Regions from separate parts of the Homo sapiens genome. Here region 2 is linked to region 1. A link is an interaction called in ENCODE POLR2A ChIA-PET data of the cell type or tissue named here. Cell type or tissue: Panc1. All regions are shown on one strand. Links, peaks and the distances in the headings refer to the core of each region. The heading gives the core; the rest is flanking DNA. Region 1 has its middle 26 kb from the start of AKIP1. Region 2 has its middle 15 kb from the start of DENND2B.

Region 1 (12,881 bases), core at 2,093-10,092:
CCATCCCTTTATGTTGAGCCTATGTGTGTCTCTGCATGTGAGATGGGTCTCCTGAATACAGCACACTGATGGGTCTTGACTCTTTATCCAATTTACTAGTCTGTGTCTTTTAATTGGCACATTTAGCCCATTTACATTTAAAGTTAATATTGTTATGTGTGAATTTGATCCTGCCATTATGATGTTAGCTGGTTATTTTGCCTGTTAGTTGATGCAGTTTCCTCGTAGCATTGATGGTCTTTACAATTTGGCATGTTTTTGCAGTGGCTGGTACCGGTTGTTCCTTTCCATGTTTATTGCTTCCTTCAGGAGCTCTTGTAGGGCAGGCCTGGTGGTGACAAAATGTCTTAGCATTTGCTTGTCTGTAAAGAATTTTATTTCTCCTTCACTTATGAAGCTTAGTTGGCTGGATATGAAATTCTGGGTTGAAAATTCTTTTCTTTAAGAATGTTGAATATTGGCCCCCACTCTTTTCTGGCTTGTATAGTTTCTACCAAGAGATCCACTGTTAGTCTGATGGGCTTCACTTTGAGGGTAACCTGACCTTTCTTTCTGGCTGCCCTTAACATTTTTTCCTTCATTTCAACTTTGGTGAATCTGACAATTATGTGTCTTGGAGTTGCTCTTCTCGAGGAGTATCTTTGTGGTGTTCTCTGTATTTCCTGAATTTGAATGTTGGCCTGCCTTGCTAGGTTGGGGAAGTTCTCCTGGATAATATCCTGCAGAGTGTTTTCCAACTTGGTTCCATTCTCCCTGTCACTTTCAGGTACACCACTCAGATGTAGATTTGGTCTTTTCATGTAGTCTTATATTTCTTGAAGGCTTTGTTCATTTCTTTTTACTCTTTTTTCTCTAAACTTCTCTTCTCACTTCATTTCATTAATTTGATCTTCAATCACTGATACCCTTTCTTCCAGTTGACTGAATTGGCTACTGAAGCTTGTGCATTCATCACGTAGTTCTCATGCCATGGTTTTCAGCTCCATCAGGTCATTTAAGGACTTCTCTACACTGGTTATTCTAGTTAGCCATTCGTCTAATCTTTTTTCAAGGTTTTTAGCTTCTTCTCGATGGGTTCAAACTTCCTCCTTTAGCTCAGAGAAGTTTGATCATCTGAAGCCTTCTTCTCTCAACTTGTCAAAGTCATTCTCCATCCAGCTTGTTCTGTTGCTGGCGAGGAGCTTCGTTCCTTTGGAGGGGGAGATGTGCTCTGATTTTTAGAATTTTCAGCTTTTCTGCTCTGTTTTTTCCCCATCTTTGTGGTTTTATCTACCTTTGGTCTTTGATGATGGTGACGTACATATGGGGTTTTGGTGTGGATGTCCTTTCTGTTTGTTAGTTTTCCTTCTAACAGTCAGGACCCTCAGCTGCAGGTCTGTTGGAGTTTGCTGGAGGTCCACTCCAGACCCTGTTTGCCTGGGTATCAGCAGTGGAGGCTGCAGAACAGTGAATATTGCTGAACAGCAAATGTTGCTGCCTGATCGTTCCCCTGGAAGTTTTGTCTCAGAGGAGTACCCAGCCGTGTGAGGTGTCAGTCCGCCCCTACTGGGGGGTGCCTCCCAGTTAGGCTACTCGGGGGTCAGGGATCCACTTGAGGAGGCAGTCTGTCCATTGTCAGATCTCAAATTCCGTGCTTGGAGAACCACTACTCTCTTCAAAGCTGCCAGACAGGGACATTTAAGTCTGCAGAGGTTTCTGCTGCCTTTTGTTTGGCTATGCCTTGCCCCCAGAGGTGGAGTCTACAGAGGCAGGCAGGCCTCCTTGAGCTGCGGTGGACTCCACCCAGTTTGAGCTTCCTGGCCGCTTTGTTTACCTACTCAAGCCTCAGCAATGGCAGGTGCCCCTCCCTGAGCCTCGCTGCCACCTTGCAGTTTGATCTCAGACTGCTGTGCTAGCAATGAGCCAGGCTCCATGGACATGGGACCCTCCGAGCCATGTGCGGGATATAATCTCCTGTTGTGCCGTTTGCTAAGACCATTGGAAAAGTGCAGTATTAGGGTGGGAGTGACCTGATTTTCCAGGTGCTGTCTGTCACAGCTTCCCTTGGCTAGGAAAGGGAATTCCCTGACCCTTGCGTTTCCCGGGTGAGGCGATGCCTCGCCCTGCTTTGGCTCATGTTCATTGGGCTGCACCCACTGTACTGCACCCACTGTCTGACAAGCCCCATTGAGATGAACCCGGTACCTCAGTTGGAAATGCAGAAATCACCCGTCTTCTGTGTCCCTCATGCTGGGAGCTGTAGACTGGAGCTGTTCCTATTCGGCCATCTTGGAACCACCTGTCCATCCTTTTTAAGGCTGAATAATATTCTGTTGTATGCACATACCACATTTGCTTATCCATTCATCCATTGATGGACATTTTTGTTGCTTCCACATTTTAGCTATTGCAAATAATGCTGCTATGAACATGGGTTTATAAATATCTCTTTGAGACCCTGGTTTCAATTTTTTGGGTATATACCCATGGTTGAATTGCTGGAACATATGGTAATTCTATTTATAACTTTTTGCAGAATCACCATACTGTTTTCCACAATGACTATACCACTTTATATTCCCACCAAGAGTGTACAAGTGTTCCAGTTTCTCCATATCCTCACCAACATTTGTTACTTTTATTTTGCCTTTGTTTTCCTTAATGGTAGCCATCCTAATAGGTATGAGGTGGCATCTCATTGTAGCTTTGATTTGCATTTCCGTAATGATTAGTGATGTTGAGCATCTTTTCATATTGTTATTGGCTGTTTTTGTATCTTATTTTGAGAAATGTCTATTCAAGTTCTCTGCCCATTTTCGAATTATGTTGTTTTTTGTTGTCGAGTTTTAGGAGTTCTCTACATATTCTGGATGTTAATCCCTTATCAGATATATGATTTGGAAATATCTCTCATTCTGTGGGTTGCATTTTTACTCTGTTGACAGTTTCCTTTGGTGCCCCCAAATTTTTAATTTTAATGCAGTGCAATATATCAATTTTTTCTTTTGCTGCCTGTGCCTTTGTGTCATATCCCAGAAATGATTGCCAATTCAACGTTTTGAAGCTTTGGCCTTATGTTTTCTTCTAAGAATTTTATTGTTTTAGGTCTTGCATTTAAGTCTTTGATTCATTTTGAGTTAATTTTTGTATAGGCGTTAGGTAAGGGTCCAAGTTCATTCTTGCAACAATGGCCACCAGCCTCTTTCTCTGCACATCTATGATCAGAAGCAGCAATCAGCAGACAGAGCACAGATCACTGACATTTGAAGGACAAGATCCTTTTTGCCCATCCTGGCTCCAGCAAGCTGTTTCAGGAAATGTGTACAGCTGCCTGCCATGGGGGTGGTCATGGGTAGCGTCCACTACACTAAGAGCCGAAATTGACCAAAATTAACCACAATTTAGGTCCAAGCCTTTTCCTGGAAGTCACAAACCTTCAATAGACTCTAGAGTTCCAAAATAATTACATCAGACAGATGCTGCTGTGCAAATGTTGTCTAGCTGGGGAGAGACATTCCAGCAGCTTCCTACTCCACCAGAATGCTGTCTCCTTCTCCACATTTTGTGCAGAGAACATAACTGGCCTCCACACAAAGTTTATTTTTTTCTCCCCATCCCCAGTAGTAACGAAGGCTAAGATGTTCCATTTGGGAGGGAGGGGCAGATTGGGTGTATACTGGAAGTCACAGATGGTGGTTGTGGATCATGGGGAGGGACCTCAGGGTTGAGGTGGCTCAAATTGTTATCTGAGGTGCCTTGGCTAAAGGATATTATAGCAGGTAGAGAGGTATGTCACCTTTTATATTACTTTATTCCTTTGATTAGGGAAGTTTTGCTCCCCTTTGTGACCAGGCAAGACTGGGCATAAGGTATGTGGGGCAGAGGATCCTTCTAGTATGAGAAAGAAGAAAGAGAAGATGTGTGGTTAGGATTGGAGCTGAATAGAACATGTGGCTGGTGGAGAGAGAAAAGGTATGGAAGGGCTGAGTAGACTTTATGCAAGACAGATTTATTTGGTTGACAGTAGATATTATCAGTTAACACATATATTATCATCCTTTTTGCAGTTAAGTAAAGTAAAATAAGGTGAGGTAGGAGGATTATTTTAGTAAAGATAGTAGAGGGATTTTCAAATCCATTTTCTGTTATACAGTGGGGAGAGAGGGAAAATACTAGCAAATGTTTCAGGCAAATTGATTCTAAACCTGGTTCTCTGACTAACTTAATCTTTGACTACAACCAAATTGTTTAACCTGCCTAAGCATTATTGCTAGCACTTGTGAAATGAGAAGTTAGAAAAAAATGAAGATAATGCAAAATATTTTGAAAAATTATTTGCTATATAAATGTAAGAAAGCTTTATCATTCTATAATGCCAAAATATTAAGAGCTGCTGCAAAATGAAAATTTATTGTAAGATAAATCTTCACAGGCCGGGCGTGGTGGCTCACCGTGCTGTAATCCCAGCACTTTGGGAGGCCGAGGTAGATGGATCACCTGAGGTTGGGAGTTCAAAACCAGCCTGACCAACATGGAGAAACCCCATCTCTACTAAAAATACAAAATTAGCCGGGTGTGGTGGCACATGCCTGTAGTCCCAGCTACTTGGGAGGCTGAGGCAGGAGAATCGCTTGAACCCGGTAGGTGGAGGTTGCAGTGAGCCAAGATTGCACCATTGCACTCCAGCCTGGGCAACAAGAGTGAAACTCTGTCTACACCCCTGCCAAAAAAAAAGATAAATCTTCACCAAAATCATGATGAAAATTAATGGAACGGTAAGATTTAATTTACTGCAAAAATCCAACAGACATGTATTGAGTACATGTTTGTTGAGCCGTGATGTTCATGTATGTTAAAAGTGACGGACAGACCACTGATTTAATTGTCATAAATCCTACAGGTACTATCATCTAAAATTTCTCGGTGCCCTTTTCTGCTTGTTGTGTCTATGATGCTAGTTTAACTCAGTACATTTGCTTTATAAAAAGCCAGAGAAAGATGATAGTCTGTTTATCTAGGTTCTCCAAAGCATTTCCTGCCAGGCAGTTGACATGTAGCCTTGGCACAATTTCAGGAAACTGTTTGCTTCTGTTTACCCTTTCCAGATACAGCATCTCCTAAGAATTGAGGTGAGGAATCTCCTTTAACTTTTTTACATTTTAGAAGTATACTTTATTCTAACACTTTAGAATGCTCTTCATGTAAGAGCAATGAAAATCTTTGTGTCTTTAAATTAAAAAGGATATGTTTTAGTGCTTCACTAGTAGAAAAGGCAAAGCCTTAAAGCAAGTTAACCTAATAAGATGTACTCAGAAGAATATTTCTAGGCTGGGCGTGGTGGCTCACGCCTGTAATCCCAGCACTTTGGGAGGCTGAGGTGGGAGGATTGCTTGACCCCAGGAGTTTGACACCAGCCTGGACAACATGGTGAGACCTTGTCTCTACAAAAAAATTTTAAAAATTAGCCTGATGTGGACCTGTAGTCTTAGCTACATGGGAGGCTGAGGCAGGAGGATCACTTGAACCTGGGAGGTCGAGGCTGCAATGAACCATGATTGTACCACTGCACTCCAGCCTGGGTGACAGAGCTGAAACTCTGTTCTCCCCCCGAAAAAAGTTAGAAAAAAAAAGAATATTCCTTTCCTGGAATATTGTTCACATTAGTCTCTCTTTCAGAAAATTCAATGTAATTATAGCTGAACATACAAAACTTATTAATTATGGGATAGTTGTCACCATTTCCAAAATCCTTCTTTACTATGAAAAAGAACCCACCACTGAATTTCTTCAGAATGGTATGCTTTTCTTGATTCAATTATAATATTTTTCTTTTTATATAACATTTCAGAAATATTCAGTTAAGTGGCATAGACATTATATTTGAAAAATAAGTTACTCAACATTTTTATTCCTTATTGGGAGCCAATTTGTTTCTAAATGTTTTAAATACTCATTATGTAGTTAGAAATGCAGGAATGTATTATAGCTTTATTGCACTCCCAGAGTACATGTTAATTAAGTATGCATAAATATATCTTTGAGAGAATGTGGTGGCAAATGTATTAATTTAGAGATTGAAAGCTTGAGGTGTGGAAAGATATAATAACAATGCACATACTACAGTTAATTGTGAGCAAATTTATATCCTTTCTGCATATTGTTGTCACATAAACTAATCATCTCTTAATTACTTTGTCCTTCCAGAATGAATTAAAAAAGATTCTATAATTTTAGCCAGCACTAGAACTATAGGCAGCCGTGGGTGGGGAAGCAGGATAAGAAACTGTGATGAGACTGATATGCATGGCATGGGACAGGTGGCAAGAGAATAATTTAGTTTGTGATCAGGCCTAGGCCTGGGGTCAGGAACCAGATAAGCATTTCAGATTGGTAGCATATCTGTGACCCAAGATTACAACAAGGCCATGGATCAGAGCCAAATGGCCTCTGAATGGCAAGGATCATGGCAAGCAACAGGTCAGAGACAAAGCGGAGGAGGTTGTCACACAGGTACCAATGGGATTGGTAGATGGGGAAGAATGAGCAAATATCCAGAGTTGGGAGTCTCAAAGTTAAGTTCTGCCGTTAGAAAATGGCCCCTTAGTACTTCTGGACAACATAGATCTCTTCCCATCTTCCTTTCCTCTCTTTACAAGGTTTCAGACTTAGTTGGAAGACATGACTCTGGCTTTAACACACTGATATTGAAGACTTATGGGCTGAGATGAATGGCTCCCTGTTTAAGAGAATCAGAAGTCAACATAGCTTGCAGAGTAGGTCTAGAGAGTTCTGCCTTAAAGGGTGGAGTAATAAAGCCAAAGGATTCAGCAAACCAAGGGTCATCATTGGTACCATGCATGAAGAGTTATCTTCATCTTGTGAAATTGGTGACTTTGCTCCATTCTGTGACTTATCTCTGTTTTGAAACCATATTAACTCCTAGGCTGCCTGGTCCTGTAACCATCGATCACTGAATGACTGCCTTAACCCAATCCTGTAAACCTACCACAACTTAATTCTTAGAATTTCTAGCTGAATATACTAGAGGAAATAAAGAATAGGAAATCTAAATCAGATGTGGTGGCTCGTGCCTACACTCTCAGCTACTTGGGAGGCAGAGGTGGGAAGATTGCTTGAGCCCAGGAGTTTGAGGCTGCAGTGAGCTATGCTTGCACCACTGAACTCCAGCTTGGATGACAGATCCTGTCTCAAAAAAACAAAAAACAACAACAACAACAAAAAAACAAAGGAAGTCCGAAGAGGATTTTTTTTTTTTTTTCTGTTAGTAGACTAGTATTAGTATCCTTTTAGGGACTGACCCCATCCCCACCTTCACTGAATTGCCTGTCATGGAGAAAGCCCTTAATAAATGTTGGTTGAATCGTGAATTAGAGGGTCTTCAAGTGATCAAAGTAACTGAATGAAAGGAGTGAGAGAGCAACTTCTGACACAGGCATAGAGCCTGAATGCATTTTGAAGATGTGAGAGAGATGGAACTGTATCTCTATAGAGGAAAATCTAAGAAGTCAACTAAGATACAAAGAAATTACTGACCTAGCCAAGGCTATAGAACCATTGAGGGCAGTACTGGAAAGAATGGGGTGTCTTCATTTCTAGATTTCATGCTGTGCACACTAAACAAATGGTTTGTAAAGATTCAAAACATCGCTTAAGTCAGCCAAAAATGTTTTTCTATTAATCTAAAGTTTGAGTAAGTGAAATTTTGAAGACGATGGTATCTAATTGATAACTTCCTTACTCCTTAACCTGTAGATAATCTCCCTTTTTAAAGTGCTCATTACAGTAGTGATTATGTAGAGAAAAAGCTTCTGATGAAAATGTGGTATAAAATTGTATTCTTTGTTCAGCAAGTTAAAACAAGCTGGTCTGTAAGCAATTATTATCTTCATCAAATTTCCTAGCTCTAATGTTTTGGCTTCATAGGCCCAGCACGTATGCCTTCTCAAACAATTGGATGGTTTTAAAACACTTATGAGATGTTTGTGCTTATATCTTAACATAGCATCAGTTCAACAAGAAAAAGAAAAAGAAAATGTAAGATTTGGCATTAGGGCTTAGTTTGAAAAAGAAAATCAAACCAAACTAAAGAAAACAAAAAGCCCCTAATGACACTTAATCCCTGCATAGGAATGAACATTCTTCATTCAGCTTCATAATGCCCTTAGTAGCAGTGCTCTAGTTAAGAGTTCAGAAGTGTCTTTCTTTTCTTCACTCTTTAATCACTTGACATTTTTGGAAAAGAAATTTATCAGAATGCTTGTTGGCTAACCACTATTAATATTTTTATATGGGTCATATATTCTAAAGAGATCTCTTTTTGCCTTTTCTTTGGTTTTATTTGTAGTTATCCCAAATGAAAACAACAACAAAATGTGTTCTGTATTCTAAGAGCTGTTCAGGTACCCATCTGGGTGAGCAGATGATTTAAAACTGAATTAGCTTTTTGAATTCTGTGCAAGTAACTCTGTGCAAGTTACTATGAAGAATGCGCCTTTGTATAAGCTTGGGAATGTTTATTTTAAAAATAATATTTAAAAATTATTTGATTGATTGAGACAGACTCTCACTCTGTCGTCCAGGCTGGAGTGCAGTGGTGCAATCACAGCTTACTACAGTCTCAACCTTCTAGGCTCAAGAGATCCTTCCACCTCAGCCTCCCAAGTAGCTGGGATCACAGGCATGCACCACTATTCCTGGCTAATTTTTGTATTTTTTCTAGAGACAGGGCCCTGCTGTGTTGCCTAGGCTGATCTCCAACTGCTGGGCTCAAGCAGTCCACTCACCTTGGCCTCCCAAAGTGCTGGGATCACAGGCATGAACCACAGTGCCCAACCAAAAAATGATAATCTTTTAAAATTAAAAATAACCATAGATGCATTTTGAAACTTACATAATATTTTTCTAGTGGGTTAGGTTTCTGGTTACATTCTATGATTAATTAATTATTACATAGTCAAATATTTATACTGTATGTTCACCTGAAATTATTGTAATTCAACAGCTATTTATTGAGTAACAGCCATTTGCTAGAGGTTAAAGATGGAACTTATACTGATAGATAAATAACCCATGCTTTCAAGAGGCTCACAATCTGGCAGTCAGCAGATTGGCTCATGGTGAGCAATACTTATGAACAATGGTTATGGGCTATGAAGTGAGCCTTGGGTGCCAAGGGAGAGAGTAATCCATTCTCCCAAGGAGTAGGAAGAAGTCGGAGAAGGCTTTATTAAAAAGGTGACATTTGAGTTGGGCCTATCAGAGATGTTACCTTTCATAATATTTTCTGGGAAATAACAAGTTGTTTATGAGATTGGAGCATAGGATGCCAGAAGCCAGCAATGTAATGTAAAGTTTGAGGTGTCTGGAACATCTAGGTGCAGATATCCACAAGGTAGTTGGAAGTTCAGGTCTAGAAATTAAAAGAGAGAAGTCGGAGCTAGAGATAATAGTTTGGCAATATCAGCTAAATTGAATTGAAACCATGCAAGTAGATAAGATGTCCAGGATGGGCTGTGTAGAAGAGAGCCAAGAAAAAAAAATCCAATTAAAGAGTATACAGAGAAGGAGATAGTAAATGAAGGCCAGTGAAAAAGAGTGGTCATAGAGACAGGAGTTGATAGAGATATTAAGAGAATAGAGAAGTTAAGTAAGAAGCTCAAGATGCTCTAGAGAAAAGGAACAACAAGAACAAGACTGGCCGGGCATGCTGGCTCACGCCTGTAATCCCAGCGCTTTGGGAGGCTGAGGTGGGTGGATCGGTCACTTGAGGTCAGAAGTGCAAGACCAGCCTGGCCAACGTGGTGAAATCCTGTCTCTACTAAAAATACAAAAAGTAGCCAGCCAACTGTGATGGCAGGCGCTTGTTAATCCCAGCTACTCAGGAGGCTGAGGCACAAGAATCACTTGAACCCAGGAGGCAGAGGTTGCAGTGGGCCGAGATCATGCCACTACACTCCAGCCTGGGTGACAGAGTGAGACTGTCTCAAAAACAAACAAACAAAAAGAACAAGACAGAGCATTTGGAAATTAAAAAATCATAGTTGAAATTTTAAAAATTGATAGAAGAATCAGAAGAAAAAATTTACAAAATTTCCCATACAGTAGAACAAAAAGACAGTAAGATGGACAATTAGGAGATCAACCAAAGAGGTCCAACATAGAAGTCACAGGAGTTGTAGAAAGAGAAATTTGAGAAAATATATGGGATGAAATTATTAAAGGAACAGTACAGGAACATTTACTGGAACTATAGAACATGAGCCTCCAGATTAAAAAGGCCCACAAGTGCCTTAGAACGATGTTTGAAAAAGTACCCATACTAAGGCACATCACTATGAATTTTCAGGAAAATATCCTACAAGCTTCCAAAGACATAAAAATATATACATTATATTTCCCAGCTGGTAAAAAAAAATTTACCTCCTCTGCAGCCTTTCACAGAAAACCACTGGAGGAGATACTCACAAAAATGAAGGGGAAGAACAGGAAACAGGAAGACATGAGATGAAGGAAACAGGAGATTCAACATGGGTAAGGGTCGTTCTTCAAAATAAGTAGAGTAAGCATGCTTCTGAGACAGGAGATGGGGGAATGAAGATACATTTGGACATGGTAAGGGAAAGTTGAGGGAATTTACATTTCTCCTTTCTCAGTGGTGAAGGCAAGGTTACCTCCTGAGAGTGAGTAGTTGGAAGTTTTGGGAAGAGACAGGCTTGGGACAGTTGCTGTGGGGAACAAGAAGAGGATCGAAATCACTAGGAATAAAAGGATTGTTGAGCAGTATTCAGTATTAGGAGGAGGTTTGTAGTGAAGCCTGTCAGTTTTATTTATTATTTTTTAGAGACGAAGTCTTGCTACCTCTAGGAGATAACATGCGTGACCATAGCCACTGTGACCTCGAACTCCTAGCTTCAAGCTATCCTCCTGCTTCAAGGCTTGTCAATTTTAGAAATGAAGATAGTTTTTCTGTCAGGCAGCTTTAGTGCTGTTTATTGGAGATCACTTTATCTTGAGATGCTCTGAAGATGCATTTTGCAACACAAACTGAATTATTGTCAGAAAATGATTTATTTCTTCACAGTATTGAAATCTCTATTCTGGAAAGCTGAGGCTCTTAGCAATTACATATAATAAATCACATTTGGTAGTAAAAACTACACACACACACACACACACACACACACACACACACACAGTTCAAAGTGACAGCTTCCAGTGCATCTGTAACCTAGGCTTTTTGAGCTCTTAAATATTTTGGCTCTTCAAGTCTTGATTAGTTGAAAGTTGACTGATGAGTACCTAGGAGGAAGGAATTAAGAAGAGCATAGAATGCCAATTATCCTAAAAGAAAAGGAAAAAGGAAGCAAAGAAGGAAAGGAGATGTAAGAGTTTGACCTTCTAGGAGACTGAAGATGGCTCTGTCCTTTGTCTGTGGTATGTCAACCATGTTCCCCAGCATAATGGAAATGTTGGGGTAGGCTGCTGCTTAGTTAGCAATAGAGTAGATGCATGAAAACTACCACCACCATTCTATTGGTACCTAAATGTTCAAAGTAATAACTCTGACTGTACAAATGTTAATGTGACTAACCTTTTCATAACTTACTATTTCAATCGAAACTCCCTAAGCATTTATCGTTCCATTATTTTATTAGAATGCTTATTTGAATTCACTAAGCATGTGAATTTGGTCATCTCTGACTGAAGTTGGTATCTCCTCCTTGCCTCTAACCTCTAGTCTAGAATTTCCCATAATTTTTTTTTCAATCATATGTACCTAGCATAGAGACTCTGATTCAGGATATCTGGAGATGTCTTGGACCAGAGCATTGCATTTTGAAAAGCTTCTCGGGTGATTTTTTTTTCTCCAGAGGACAAATATTTTATTCTTTAAAGAATTTATAAAGGAATTGGAAGATGACTACAGTTCTCTTTGGGTGATTTTTGACATGCACCAAAGGTTAAGAGCTACTTTTGTTTCTAGAGTTATTTTCCTCAAATGCACATCATGTCACTCTTCTCAAAAATATTGTCTCTCCACATCCTTCAGAATCAAATTCAAATTCCTTCATATTGCCTTCATATCCTTCCTAGATCTGATCCTGTATCAGTCAGGAGGAGCTAAGCTTATGCTGCAATAACAGCTTCTCACATTTCAGTGGCTTAAGACAATGAGGATATTTCATACATATCCAGCATGGCCAGCATGGATCAGTAGGGAGGTATTGGTTTATTCAGGGATCCGGTCCGCTACAGTCTCACATGGCTTTGGGTTTATGTGGCAGAGAAGAGAGGCATGGACATCTCTTACCCCTTCTTCAATGCTTTGGCCTGGAAGTGACATGTGTCACTTCTGCTCACAGCCTGTTGGCTAGACAAGGGTTGGACAGTCACATGGCCCTGCCTAACTGCACAGTGACTGGAACGGTAGACTTCTGTGGACTGGGAAGTATAACAGTGAGCATTAGTGAGTCTACCTTTTTAAAAAATGTTTGAGGTGAAATTTACACAACATAAAAACCATTTTAAAGTGTATAATTCAGTGACATTAATTATAGTCACAATATTGTGCAATCATCACTTCTAGTTCCAAAACATTTTCACCACTCTCAAGGAGCTCCCATACCCACTAAGCAGTTACCTCCCATTTCTTTCTCCCCCGGAGCCCTGGCAACCATTTATCTTCTGTCTCTGTGGATTGATGGAATCATACAATATGTGACTTTCTGGGTCTGGCTTCTTTCACTTAGCATAATGTTTTCAAGTCTCACTCACATTGCATGTATCAGAATGTTATTCCTTTTTATGGTCAAATAATATTCCACTGTATAGATACACCACATTTAAAAAATCCATTCATGGCTGGGCACGGTGGCTCACAC
Region 2 (12,881 bases), core at 2,263-10,262, 59 kb after region 1:
TTTTTTGGAGACAGAGTCTCGCTCTGTTGCCAGGCTGGAGTGCAATGGCACAATCTCGGCCCACAGCAACCTCCGCCTCCCCGGTCCAAGCAATTCTCCTGCCTCAACCTCCCGAGTAGCTGGGACTACAAGTGTGCACCACCATGCCCAGCTAATTTTTGTATTTTGTACTAGAGACGGGGTTTCACCGTGTTGGCCAGGATGGTCTTGATCTCTTGACCTTGTGATCCGCCCACCTCGGCTTCCAATAGTGCTGGGATTACAGGCGTGAGCCACTGTGCCTGGCCGAGGTGTTGGTTCTTTTAAAAATTTTCCAACTTGCTTTCCTGTCTCGCTGTCACTCTGGAAGGCGGGGGTGAGGGGTAGGAGGAGAGACAGTCGGCTCAGTCGGCTGTGATCCATCTTTGGCACTGGAGATGGGTGTGGCAGATACCTTTTGTGAGGAAGGAGCTTAGAGGCAGATGAGAGAATCTGCCTCTTGGTCTTGGTATAACTGGACGTCTCCCCAGTCTGGCTCTGTTGACACTCTGAATGGTTTGTGAAGGCATCCTCTGGCCCCTGAAGGCATTACCATCCTTACCAGGTTTAAAATCTTTCAGAGTGCACCCAGCATCATCAGCTCCTGCAAGCAGAAAGGGCCCAAGGGAGCATGAACACACACTGGGTAGAAGTTAAGCCTGGTTTTTTAAAATTTAAGTTTAAATTTTTAATTATTTAGGGAGTGAATCCTACAGAATTTAATTTTTCCATCTTTTTTTTATGGAGACAGGGTCTTGCTGTGTTGCTCGGGCTGCTCTTGAACTCCTGGGCTCAAACAGTCCTCTTGCCTCAGCCTCCCAACGTGCTGGGATTACGGGAGCAAGCCACCCCACTGTGTGCAGCCCAGAAGTTGAGCCTGAGAGGTAGGCTTATTGCCCTGTGTCTACCCAAGGGTGTGTGTGTGTGTCTGGAAGTGGAGATTAGGAGTGAATGCATCTTATAAACAGGAGAAGATCTGGAGAGACGATGGTGGGGGCTGGCTGTGGGGAGCACAAAAGCTGGGACTTTTGCAGAGGTGTATTTGCTCCCGAGTGGCCAGAAGCCAGGAGTAGTGGGGAAGGTGGGTTTAGGCATGCTAGGTTATGCTTGCATTGCTGAGTACCTTGGGTGTGATGGCCAGGAATGCTTTCCTCTGGGAATTGGGCCGATCTCCTGACAATCCTCCCCATTTTACACCCATTACATACTTATGTGATTCTTACCTATCAGGGAGGTCTTGGGGTCATGTGTTGTGGGGCAGAGGCTCTGAGTCTAAGAATGGGCTGGTCAGCCAGGGGCTCCACCTCCCAGTTTGTTGGCTTCCTCAAGGATGCCATCCTTCTTTGCAGCTGCCAATCTTCACTGGTGTCTGTGCCCTGGCAGGGTATAGAGCCCTTCTCATGGGTGCTCTGCCTCTTTGGGGGCTTGAGAACAGATGGGGCTTAATTTGAAGCAGATTTCCCTCCAGGGCCCAGGTATGAAATATATATTAGAAGATGACTACTGGTCTTGGCTTTTCTTTCTTATGTGTCTCTTTCTTCCTTTTATCTTCCCACTACTGTCAGGCACTGTGAGCAGCTGTTGCTATCACACGGGCGGATCAGAACATGAAGAATGGAGCTAAATAGAGCTGTCTGCATGCTGTTCTGATGGGCTCAGGCTCAGCCTCAGAGAATAGGTGGATTGGAGCCTGTGATGGGGGCTCTTTCCCCCACCAGAGTGGGTGAAAGCAGGGAGGAACAGGCGGGAAGATACTTTAGGAGTTGGGAGGGTATTAATTCCACCTCTTCTCTCCTTCCTCTGTACCCCAACATTCCCTGTGAGTTGTCAAGGGCTGGAGAGATAACAAAGATCTTTCTTTCCACCATCAGGCAGTAAGGCAATGCAGCCCTCGCTGAATTTTCAGCTCCACTGACATTGTGATGCAAATATTAAATAAAGCTTATTTTCTGACCTGAGGGAATTTATAAGCTATTGGGAGAGACAGTGTTTGTTAAACAAGTAGAGAATATCCAAGATCTTAACTGTGTTGGTTTACGAACCATGGATACATTTATAGTTCAGAACAAGAAAGTTGTATCTTAAAACCACAGAAAACTTTCCTTGGAGGAGGCAGGATTTTTCTGGTCTTTAAAGTTGGGTCAACTTTATAAGGAAAGGAGAGATGTTCACTCCAGTGTCACGGCGATGATCTACCTTGGAGGGGTAGGTGTGGCAGAGCAGAGCCAGGGACCTGAGCTCTGGAAGTCCTGCCATTACATAGGTGATGTGAAGTGATGCAGTGAAGGTGGAGTTTTGTGGAAATCTCTCCTGTAGATCGATGAAAATAGGATAATTTTGGAGAGGCCAGAGAAAGGCAGTGAGGAGGCCTGCTAAAGGACCTGGCAGGTCAGCAACAGGAGAGAGGAAGGGGGCGAGTCCTAGAGAATATTCCAGAGTAGATGAGGCAGGACTGACATGAAGGATGAACTTGAGGGGCAAGACGGAAGACACCAACGTTTCTGACCTGTGAGAGCTAACCAATACTGACACGTTCTGTTTGTGAAGTACTTGGACTTTTCAAAGCACTTTTTCATTCAGCAGAGCATTGTCTGGGCTCTTAGAGTTCATCTAGTCTGGCTCTGTTTTATAGAAGGGGAGATTGGGGACGAAAGGGGAAGCGACTGTTCCCAGCACACACAGCTATTTAGTGGTGGGGCGGGACCCGTGATATAGGCCTCTCCCTCCTAAGACAATTTTAAGACAACAGCAGCATGGAAGAGAGTGTGGGCTTCGCAGGAAGTCCGTCTGGCTGGATAACATTAGGTGATAAACCAATCTCTGAGAGCTGAGAGAAACTTACTCAGAAGCATTCAGACCATATCAATGGTTCAGCTCCTCAGAATTGTTTTTGAGAACCACAGAGAAGGAAGATGGACTCCTTGGGTCCTTCTAGTTCTCAGATTCATAGGAGTGCACAAAAATAATGTATATGAATAGTACTGAATGGGGCTCCCCGGAGACTGGCGGGTCTCCAGTGTGGTGCCTTTCTAAGGGAATTTTCAAGATAACTTGACTCCACATGATTTTTGCCTTGTGCTGACCACGGAAGCTGACTGCAAAGACACCACTGCTGAATTGCGCTGTGGCCAGTCATCACCACAGCCAGGGGCTCAGCATTGCAGTGACGGCTCTGATGTGTCACCCACTCCTCTCCCACCTCCTCTTACAACATATGCTGCACATGCACATGCACACACATACCACACACACAAACACCACACACACCACACATACTACACACCACACACACACCACACATATGCACACACACCACATGCACAAAAGCACACCACATACCCACACCACACACACAAACACACCATACACACCACACCACACACACCACACACAAACACACCATACACACACACGCACAACACACTCCACACATACTACACACACACCACACACATGCACACCACACACACACCCACACACACACCCCACACACACACACTTTCTCCTCCCTTCCCTGCCTCCCTCCTTCCTTTCATCTTACTTTTTGTCCTCCACAGTTTCTTGTCTCATCCCTGTCTTCCACCTCTGCTCCCCGCTCTTGTCTGGTCTAATTAACTTCCTCTGTTGGAGCAGCTTCCCCTCTTGGGTAAACTCAGACATGACCGCAGCAAAGCAGCGTGGAATCTTCTGTTTGGTCAGTGTTCCCTGAAATGGTGGTGGCACTCAGCCATCCGGGTCAGAAGCTGGAGTCCTTCTGGAGCTTTGCTCACCTCTGCAGCTGGTCACCTCCGAGTCCTTGTTTCCTATTAAAAGAGTGCTCGGTCCGCCCTGCTTGTCCCCATTCTCACCACCCCACATGGCAGGAGAGGAAGCAGAGAGGGATCATGGTGGAAGAAAGGAACGCAGAGATGAGGGTCCCCTTTGGTGTCCTTGAAAGCAGTGACCCCTCACAGAGTGGGTTCTTGTGGTCTGCGTCCTGACCCCCAGCTTCCCCGCAGATACAGCTGCATTGGAGCCCCTGAAGACAAACCAGAGAAGTGCTGCATCCTGGGGGGCAGGAGGCTTTGCTTTGCCCAGGGCTGGGCTCCTGAATGAATTTTGGTGCAGCCTTAACGGCCGAGTTGTGCTGTTGAAGGTGCACTGCTCTGTGTCCAGGCACTTCTGGAAGAGGAAGTCAAGGTCATGAGGCTGAATTAGGCTTTGTGTGCTCCTTCTAGGTTCTCAGCGTCTGTCTGGTCCTTTACTTGCTTTAGATCTCTGCCCCAGCCACTGTAGGCAGGAACAGCTCTCTTCCTTGAGAACTCAAGAGGTTCTCAAGGTAGTAAACTTCATGGTGCTCTTAGTTTAGTCTGAATGGCCTTGGCCTTGGGGTCCATCCCAAGTTCCATAGCCAGCAGTTGGGTCCATGTCTCACATTTTTGTCCCTGTCTCCTCCACACAACATTGCCACAGTCCACCCCCGTTCCCCCTCCCCACCTCCAGTCTGGTGCAATAGGGATTTAAGGAGGAAATGGATTACCTGGATAGTAGAGGAAGGAAGTTTGTGGCTGGCAAATTGTTATTTTATTTGGAAAGTCTATCCCATTCTCTCCCAACCCTCAGAGCATAAGGTGAAGTCAGATGTCGTTGAGCTGTCTCTCTTCCTAGCCATCTTGGATAAAACAGAGGTACAGGGTTCACCCTTCAGAAGCTTGCTGAGACAGTCTTATTTACTAAAACAACAACAAAACAAAAAACACTTCAAGCCCCCAAATCCCAACCACATAAGTCTCTAAGCCTCTGACAACTCTCGCATCTCTCTGGGTCTTGGACCCTCTGTGACAAAGCAGTGGTAACTTGGTAACTGTCTTGGGAGCACGCAGAGAGAGTCAAGCCTCATCTTGCCAAATTTTCCCAGAGTATGCACCCCTTCTTCATCTCCTCTGGGCCTTTACCTTAGAAGAGCTGTGTCATGCATTACTGATGGCAGAGGCTGTCTGCATTGGAGATGAGTGGCTATAATCTTTCATCACCTTCAGGAGAACTGTGAAATCGTTGACTTCCTTTATCTGCTCGGGTTTGAGATGAGCTAGCATCTACCAGTTTTAGCCTCTGGAGTCCCATGGCCTTGTAAGAAGGGAGTGTTCTGCTGGCACTAGCTGTGCGGGGGACAGTAGTCCTTGACCCTTTGTTCTTTTCACTCTGCCTTCCTCCTCTCAGTCGTTCACAGCTCAGCCAACCAGCTAAGTGGGGTGTAGGCAGATGTATCACCCCAGGGTAAGGAGCCCCAGACAGGGAGGGAATAAAGGCTTTCTGAATTCTTTCTTTCCTGCAAATTCAAAAGGCTAAGTGGTGCTCAAGTATGTTCCCTGACATCCCTGGGAGTAATGCTCAGGAATTCCCCCAAATTTGCCACTCTGAGACTTCCAAACAAGCTTCCTCCTGTTTCTGTCCTTCAAGATCTTAAATTGCTTTCTACTCTCCCCGTTCCCTCCACATTCCTCTGCTTTTCCTTTCATCATCTCCCTCATCTTCCCTTCCTTGAATCGTGGGGTCTAATTGATTTCTCTATCACACAGGTTGTTCAATGTTGATCTCTAAGTGAATGAACATTCATAAGGACCTCTTTTTACACAAAGGCAAACTAGCTCTCTTCCGCAGAAACATAGGATGGGCCCAGTGCATGTCTTGTTAGATAAGGAGCTAATCATTGCATAGATTAGGAACTTCTAAGTTCTTAACCTTGGGGAAAAAGAAGATAGTTTAAAAAATGGCATCTTCTCCTGTAGGATGTTGACGTTTATTTAGTATGACTCATCTGTAGATCAGGGCCGCCTTCCATGTTCCTAGGATAAGAACCGGATGTTGAATGGCCACTGCTCTTCTCTCTCCCCAGATCCTTAGAAGAAGCATCATAGGGTTCCTTTACAGGAGATAAGCTGGTATGTCTATATCCCAGCAATCCCTGAAGAAGCTGAAATGCTGCATTCCTACCATCTAATGTTTCGGTTACAGCATTTAAGCCTGAGTCCTTGCTCACAACAGCTATCAGATGACAGCTTAGTATAGGAGGTTAAAGATCCACAAGAATTCACTCTGATAGTTAAAAATATCACTGTGATTCTGCTTGTAGTGAACCATGGTTTGGGGAGATGATGGGTCAGAATTGTTTGGATTCCTGAGCTGCTCTATATCCTTGATAAAGCTCGGATGGTCAGAGCCCCAGCTGGGAGGTTTTGATGTGACTAGCAGGAGGGACAAAGGGCAGGTCAGGCAGGGCCCAGCTGTCTCTTCTTTCTGTGAGCGTTCTTTATTCCCCAGAGATGACTCCGTGGGGATAAAAGCGGTAGTTTTCTATCTTCTTGTTCTGCAGGAGAACTTACAACCTCATGAATCAGACGTGTTATCTTCTCAGTTTAAGGGGCTCCAAAAGACTTGATTTCCTTTTTTTCTTTCAATATATTTGTCTGAAATGTTATTCAAGACTCCATTTACCCCGGGACTGCAAATATAATATATGTCCCCTGGAAACACTTTTGTTCTAACCAGAATGGAGCAGAGTAGGACATGAATCTCATTTGATCTGGGCCCTGTGTTTTGTCAGCTAAACTCAAAATCACATTTGCTCATCAGTTGACTCATATTGAACCTTTCCTCAGGTCTTTTTCACTAATAACCATCTTTATCCTGTTGTCTTGCAGTATTTTTCTAAGCTTCAGTGTAAAATTACATATTTTACCCTTTAAAAATTTCATCTTGCCGTATTTAACCTATGGTTCCAGTTTGTGGAGGCTTTTCTCTCTGATTATATCTAGTATATTCATTATCCCTCCCAATTAATTTATCATAAACATATTTGATAATTGTGTCTTATCCAAGTCATTGATAAAAAGGGTAACCATGATGAGATCTAGAATAAATGGGAAGAGAAAGGAATATTACAGGGCAACATCCCTGATGAACATAGATGCAAAAATCCTTAACAGAATACTAGCAAATAGAATTCAACAGCACACTGAGTCTAATAAGACAAAGGTCCAGTATCCAGCATCTATAAGTAACTTAAACAAATTTACAAGAAAAAAAAAACCCATTTTTAAAAAGTGGGCAAAGGACATGAACAGACACTTTTCAAAAGAAGACATACATGTGGCCAACAAGCATATGAAAAAAAGCTCAACATCACTGATCATTAGAGAAATGCAAATCAAAACCACAATGAGATACCATCTCACACCAGTCAGAATGGCTGTTATTAAAAAGCCAAAAAAGTATAGGTGCTGGTAAGGTTGTGGAGAAAAAGGAATGTTTATGTAGTGTTGGTGGGAGTGTAAATTAGTTCAACCATTGTGGAAGACAGTGTTGCGATACCTCAAAGACCTAAAAACAGAAATACCATTCCACCCAGCAATCCCATTACTGGGTATATACCCAAAGGAATATAAATGATTTGATTATAAGATGCTGGGTGCAGTGGCTCATGCCTGTAATTCCAGCACTTCAGGAGGCCGAGGCAGGCAGATCACTTGAGGTCAGGAGTTCGAGACCAGCCTGGCCAACATGGCGAAACCGTGTCTCTACTAAAAATACAAAAAAAAAAAAAAAAATAGCTGGGTGTGGAGGTGTGCGCCTGTAGTCCTAGCTACTCGGAGGCTGAGGCAGGAGAATTGCTTGAATCTGAGAGGTGGTGGCTGCAGCAAGCCGAGATTGTGCCACTGCATTCCAGACTGGGTGACAGAGTAAGACTCTGTCTCCAAAAAAAAAAAAAAATTTTGTTTGATTATAAAGATACAAGCACATGTATGTTCATTGCAACACTATTCACAATAGCAAAGACATGGAATCAACCTAAATGCCCATCGCAGTAGACTGGTTAAAGAAAATGTACATATACAGCATGGAATACTATGCAGCCATAAAAAAAGAATGAAATCATGTCCTTTGCAGGAACATGGATGGAGCTGGAGGCCACTATCCTTAGCAAACTAATGCAGGAGCAGAAAACCAAATACCGCATGTTCTCACTTATAAATGGGAGCTAAACATTGAGTACACATGGACACATAGAGGAGAAGAACAGGCACCAAGGCCTACTTGAGGGTGAAGGGTGGGAGGAGGGAGAGGATCAGGAAAAATACTAATGAGTACTAGGCTTAATACCTGGGTGATCAAATAATCTGTACAACAAGCCCCCATGACACAAGTCTACCTGTATAACAAACCTGCATATGCACCCCTGAACTTAAAAAAAAAAAAAGAGGCCAGGCATGGTGGCTCACGCCTGTAATCCCAGCACTTTGGGAGGCCTAGTTGGGCAGATCACAAGGTCAGGAGATCGAGACCATCCTGGCTAACACGGTGAAACCCCACCTCTACTGAAAATACAAAAAATTAGCCGGGCGTGGTGGTGGGCACCTGTAGTCCCAGCTACTGGGGAGCCTGAAGCAGGAGAATCGCTTGAACCCGGGAGGCGGAGGTTGCAGTGAGCTGAGATCACGCCACTGCACTCCAGCCTGGGCGACAAAGCAAGACTCCATCTCAAAAAAAAAAAAAAAAAGAAGAAGAAGAAGAATGAGCAGTGGCCTCAAGTCACAAAAAAAGGAAAAAAAGGGTTCATGTACCATGATCAAGTGGGATTTATCCCTGGGATGCAAGGATTGTGTATTAGTCCATTCTCATGCTGCTATAAAGAACTGCCCAAGACTGGGTAATTTATATGAGAAAGAAGTTTAATTGACTCACAGTTCCACATGTCTGGGAGGCCTCAGGAAACTTAGAATCATGGTGGAAGGCACCTCTTCACAGGGTGGCAGGAGAGAGAATGAGTGTAAGCAGGGGAAATGCCAGGAGCTTATAAAACTATCAGATCTCATGAGCCTCACTCACTATCATGAAAACAGCGTGGGGGAAATGGCCCCCATGACCTAATCACTTCCCATTGGATCCTTCCCATGACACCTGGGGATTATGGGAACTACAATTCAAGATGAGATTTGGGTGGTGACACAGCCAAACCATATCAGATGGCTCAACATATGCAAATCAATAAATGTGATAAAAACAGATGGGATGTGCCTAAACTTCTAGGAGTTCCAGAGCTCCTCTTCCTGGTTGATGCAGATTCATTTCATAGCACTGTTTGGACCCAGCTGTCCTGAGTTACCAGTCCATCCAGCTGCCGGTGCATCTCTGATTTTTTTTTCTTTAAAGATCAAGAGAGATTTTTCTGAAGTCCAGATAAATTATGTCCCTGACATTCTTTGCCATATGTATGTGCATATGTGTGTATTCATTTATGATATATATATTATATACAAATATATATTGTGTAAATATGTATGGATATTACTTTTTAAGTCCCCAATCTGTTATTTATGGATCACTTACTAGCTATTGCTGAGTGTTTTACATGTATTATCTATTTTATTCCCTACAATAATTATATAGTAACCTCATTAACTAAAAGTAATGATGTCTCTTGATGCGATTTGTACTTAATCTCCAGGGATCAATACTTCCTTCTCTGAGTCCTTGCCACTTTTTATATATTCTTTTCTGGAGTTTTGCCTATGATATTGATTAAGAAATATTTTTTGAGCACTTGCTATGTACAAAGAAAGTACTGCATTACAGCCTGCTGGAAATTCAAAGATGAATATGCTAGAAGAGATTATATGTAATTAAAAATGTAAGGGAATGAACAATAGCTTGGTAGGGAAAGGAGGAAAAACAAAAGAACAGTCCTGAGTGTGAATGGAATGCCGAAACTAGCCCACCTGCAGAGTTCGAAAGGGAAACCTTTAGAAGCCATGGGGATGGTACAGTCCACGTTAGATTCTCTTCACAGAGGTGGAAAGTATCCAGTTGACTGACAGTTTTAAATCCTATCTCAGTACCTTGTTGGAGTGGCTCCGTGAGTCCGAGGTCAAAGCGGAAGGTTGCAGGAAAGAGTCCACTTTTGAAATCTTTTCTTTAAAAAAATGTTGCTAAACGTTCAGTTATAAGATAAATCCTGGGAATCTAATGTACAGCATAGTGACTATAGTTAATACTGTATTGTTTACTTGAAATTTGCCAAGAGAGTAAGTCTTAAGTGTCCTCACCTCTCCCCACCACATACACAAAATGGTAACTGTGTATGGTAATGAATGTGTTAATTTGTTTGTGATAGTTGTTTCACAGTGTATTAGTATATCTAATTATCATGCTGTACATCTTTAGTATATAGAACTTTTGTCAATCATAACTCAGTAAAGTTGGAAAAAATTGAGAAATTATTTAAAATATGTAGAATGTCTATTTTTATATGTATAGTTTAAGTGACCCACCACCTAGCTTAAGAAAGAAAATGCTACTATTAACTTTAAAATCTCCTGTGTCCTTACCAGTAATTGATTTAATTTAAGAAAATAAATGTATGTTGAATGGTAGAAAATAGTTCACAAGTTTGAGACCAGCCTGGGCAACATGGCAAAACCCCCTGTCTACAAAAAATAAAAAAATTAGCAGGGTGTGGTGGTGCACACTTGTAGTCCCAGCTACTCGGGAAGCTGAGGTGGGAGAATTGCTTGAGCCTGGGAGGCAGAGGTTGCAGTGAGCCAAGATCTTGCCACTCCACTCCAGCCTGGGCGATAGAGCCAGACCTTGTTTCAAAAACAAAACAAAACAAAACAAATCTACAATAGCAGCAGTGTAGAATATGTAGAATTTAGTAAAAAGGAAAAAAATTGCTAACATGATTATTGCTTGGTATAAATTTTTTTCACTTGCATATGTCTTTACATTTTAATGTAGTTATAGCTTTATTATGCATAATTAGCGTTGTCTCCCATGCTAATAAAGTCTTCGTAATTGCCATTTAAAGTTAGTTCTTTTTTTTTTTGAGACAGGATCTCTCTCTGTCTCCTGGGCTAGAGTGCAGTGACGTGATCACTGTTCACTGCAGCCTCTATCTCCTAGGCTAATGTGATCCTCCTACTTCAACCTCCTGTGTAGCGGGGACTACAGGCTTGTGCTAATTTTTTTTTTTTATTTTTGGTAGAGACAAGGTCTCTATGTTGCCCAGGCTGGTCTTGAACTCCTGGTCTCAAGAGATCCTCCCACCTTGGCCTTCCAAAGTGCTGGGATTACTGGTGTGAGCCAGCTAGTTAATTTTTAAATAAAAAACGTGTTATAAATTCAAAAGGTACAAAAAGATATACAGTGAAAAGCAAGTTTTCCTCCCACCCTCTTTTCTCCTTAGAACAAATTGCTGCTACCAGTTTGTGGTTTATAGTAGTTTCTTTTAAATTTTTTAAATTTAAATTAAATTAAATTAATTAATTAATTTTTTTTTTTTTTTGAGGCAGAGTCTCGCTCTGTTGCCCAGGCTGGAATGCAGTAACACGATCTCAGCTCACTGCAACCTCTGCCTCCTGGTTCAAGCAGTTCTCATGCCTCGGCCTCCTAAGTAGCTGGAATTAAGGCATGCGCCATCATGCCTGGCTAATTTTTGTATTTTTGGTATAGATGGGGTTTCACCGTGTTGGCCAGGCTGGTCTCGAACTCCTGACCTCAAGTGATCCACCTACCTTGGCCTCCCAAAGTGCTGGGATTACAGATGTGAGCCGCTGCACCCAGCCATAGTCATCTCTTACAATGGCTGCACAATAGTCCATCTAGTGCAGTTTTTCAGACCAAGGGCCATAATCCATTATTGGGTCAGGAAATCAGTTTAGTGGGGCTCTATGTACTTCGTTTTCTTAATTTCTTAATAACATAGATTAGGATTGAAAATAGCAGAGAGCATCACATACAGTAAAGATAGTGTTGTTTTGAGAAACCTTTTTGGTTCAGTTTTTTACACACATGCACATACACACACACCCTCTCACACATGCATATGCTAGATTACAATGTAAAACATTCTTTATTGGGTTGCGGTTTAAAAAAATACTAATCTAGGAATGACTGATATGGAGATTGTTTCTAATTCTTAAAATTATTAAAAATAGTGCTGGAAACAGACATTTATTCTGCATACTTAGGAATTTTCTCTTAGGATATTCTCCCTGAGTGAGGCTACTGAGTCAAAGTCTGTGAGCATTTTAATTGATAAGTTACTTTCCAAAAGCCATATCCCATTTACTATTTAATAAATGTCATCTGTGCTTTGTTTAGCATAGGTTATTTTTATTTTAACACAGACTGTTTTCTATGGGTAATATATGTGATATATATATTTTTTAACAGAAAGGGATGATTTATTAATTTTACCCCCAAGTAATATAAAGTGAACATTTCCCTATTTTACTAAATATTCTTCAACAGCAGTGATTCTCATTCTGGGGGCGACTTTTCTTGGGTGTAGGGTAAATACTTTAGTGCTTCCCAAACTTGAGTCAGTCTTACCTACCTTTATGATTTTTTCCTGTAACCATGTATTGTATATACTTTTATTTACTTATCTTTAAATTTGGCTTTTAAAAACTTTTTACTTTTAAATAATTTTAGACTTAGAGAAAAGTTGCAATGGCAGTACAAATTCTCCTAATCTTGTGTAACTACAGTACAATGATCAAAACTAAAATTGATATTGATATAGACTTACTGGGATTTCACCAGTTTTTCTTACGAAACTCCTTTTTCTATTCCAGGATCAAATCCAGGATCCCATGTTGCATTTAGTTGCTGCGTCTCCTTAGTCTCCTCTAATCTGTGACAATTCCTCAGTCTGTCCTTGTCTTTCATGACCCTGGCCCTTTTCAGGAGTACTGGTCAGGTATTTTGTAGAATATCCCTTAGGTTGGGTTTACTTCATGTTTTCTCATAATTAGATCAAGGTCATGGATTTGGGAAGAGCACCACAGAGGTGAAATGCCCTTCTCAGCACATGGTATCGGGGT

Evidence for each region. Peaks named below come from ENCODE experiments on the same cell type or tissue, not always from the same donor. Only the 100,000 strongest peaks of a DNase experiment are listed, where the experiment ranks them.
Region 2: POLR2A ChIA-PET joins it to region 1 with 8 read pairs; 13 of 35 experiments call an interaction of 5 or more read pairs at or near these places.

What each region holds. Positions count from the first base shown.
Region 1 is chr11:8,878,659-8,891,539 of GRCh38, reverse strand. It overlaps a transcript of DENND2B not described here. Among named protein-coding and RNA genes, the nearest start is that of AKIP1, 26 kb to the left of the region's middle. In Panc1, for the core only: no CTCF peak of the experiment used is centred there; no DNase peak of the experiment used is centred there.
Region 2 is chr11:8,819,577-8,832,457 of GRCh38, reverse strand. It overlaps a transcript of DENND2B not described here. Among named protein-coding and RNA genes, the nearest start is that of DENND2B, 15 kb to the right of the region's middle. RefSeq lists enhancers at 1-618, 3,399-3,898. In Panc1, for the core only: no CTCF peak of the experiment used is centred there; no DNase peak of the experiment used is centred there; H3K27ac peaks cover 538 bases.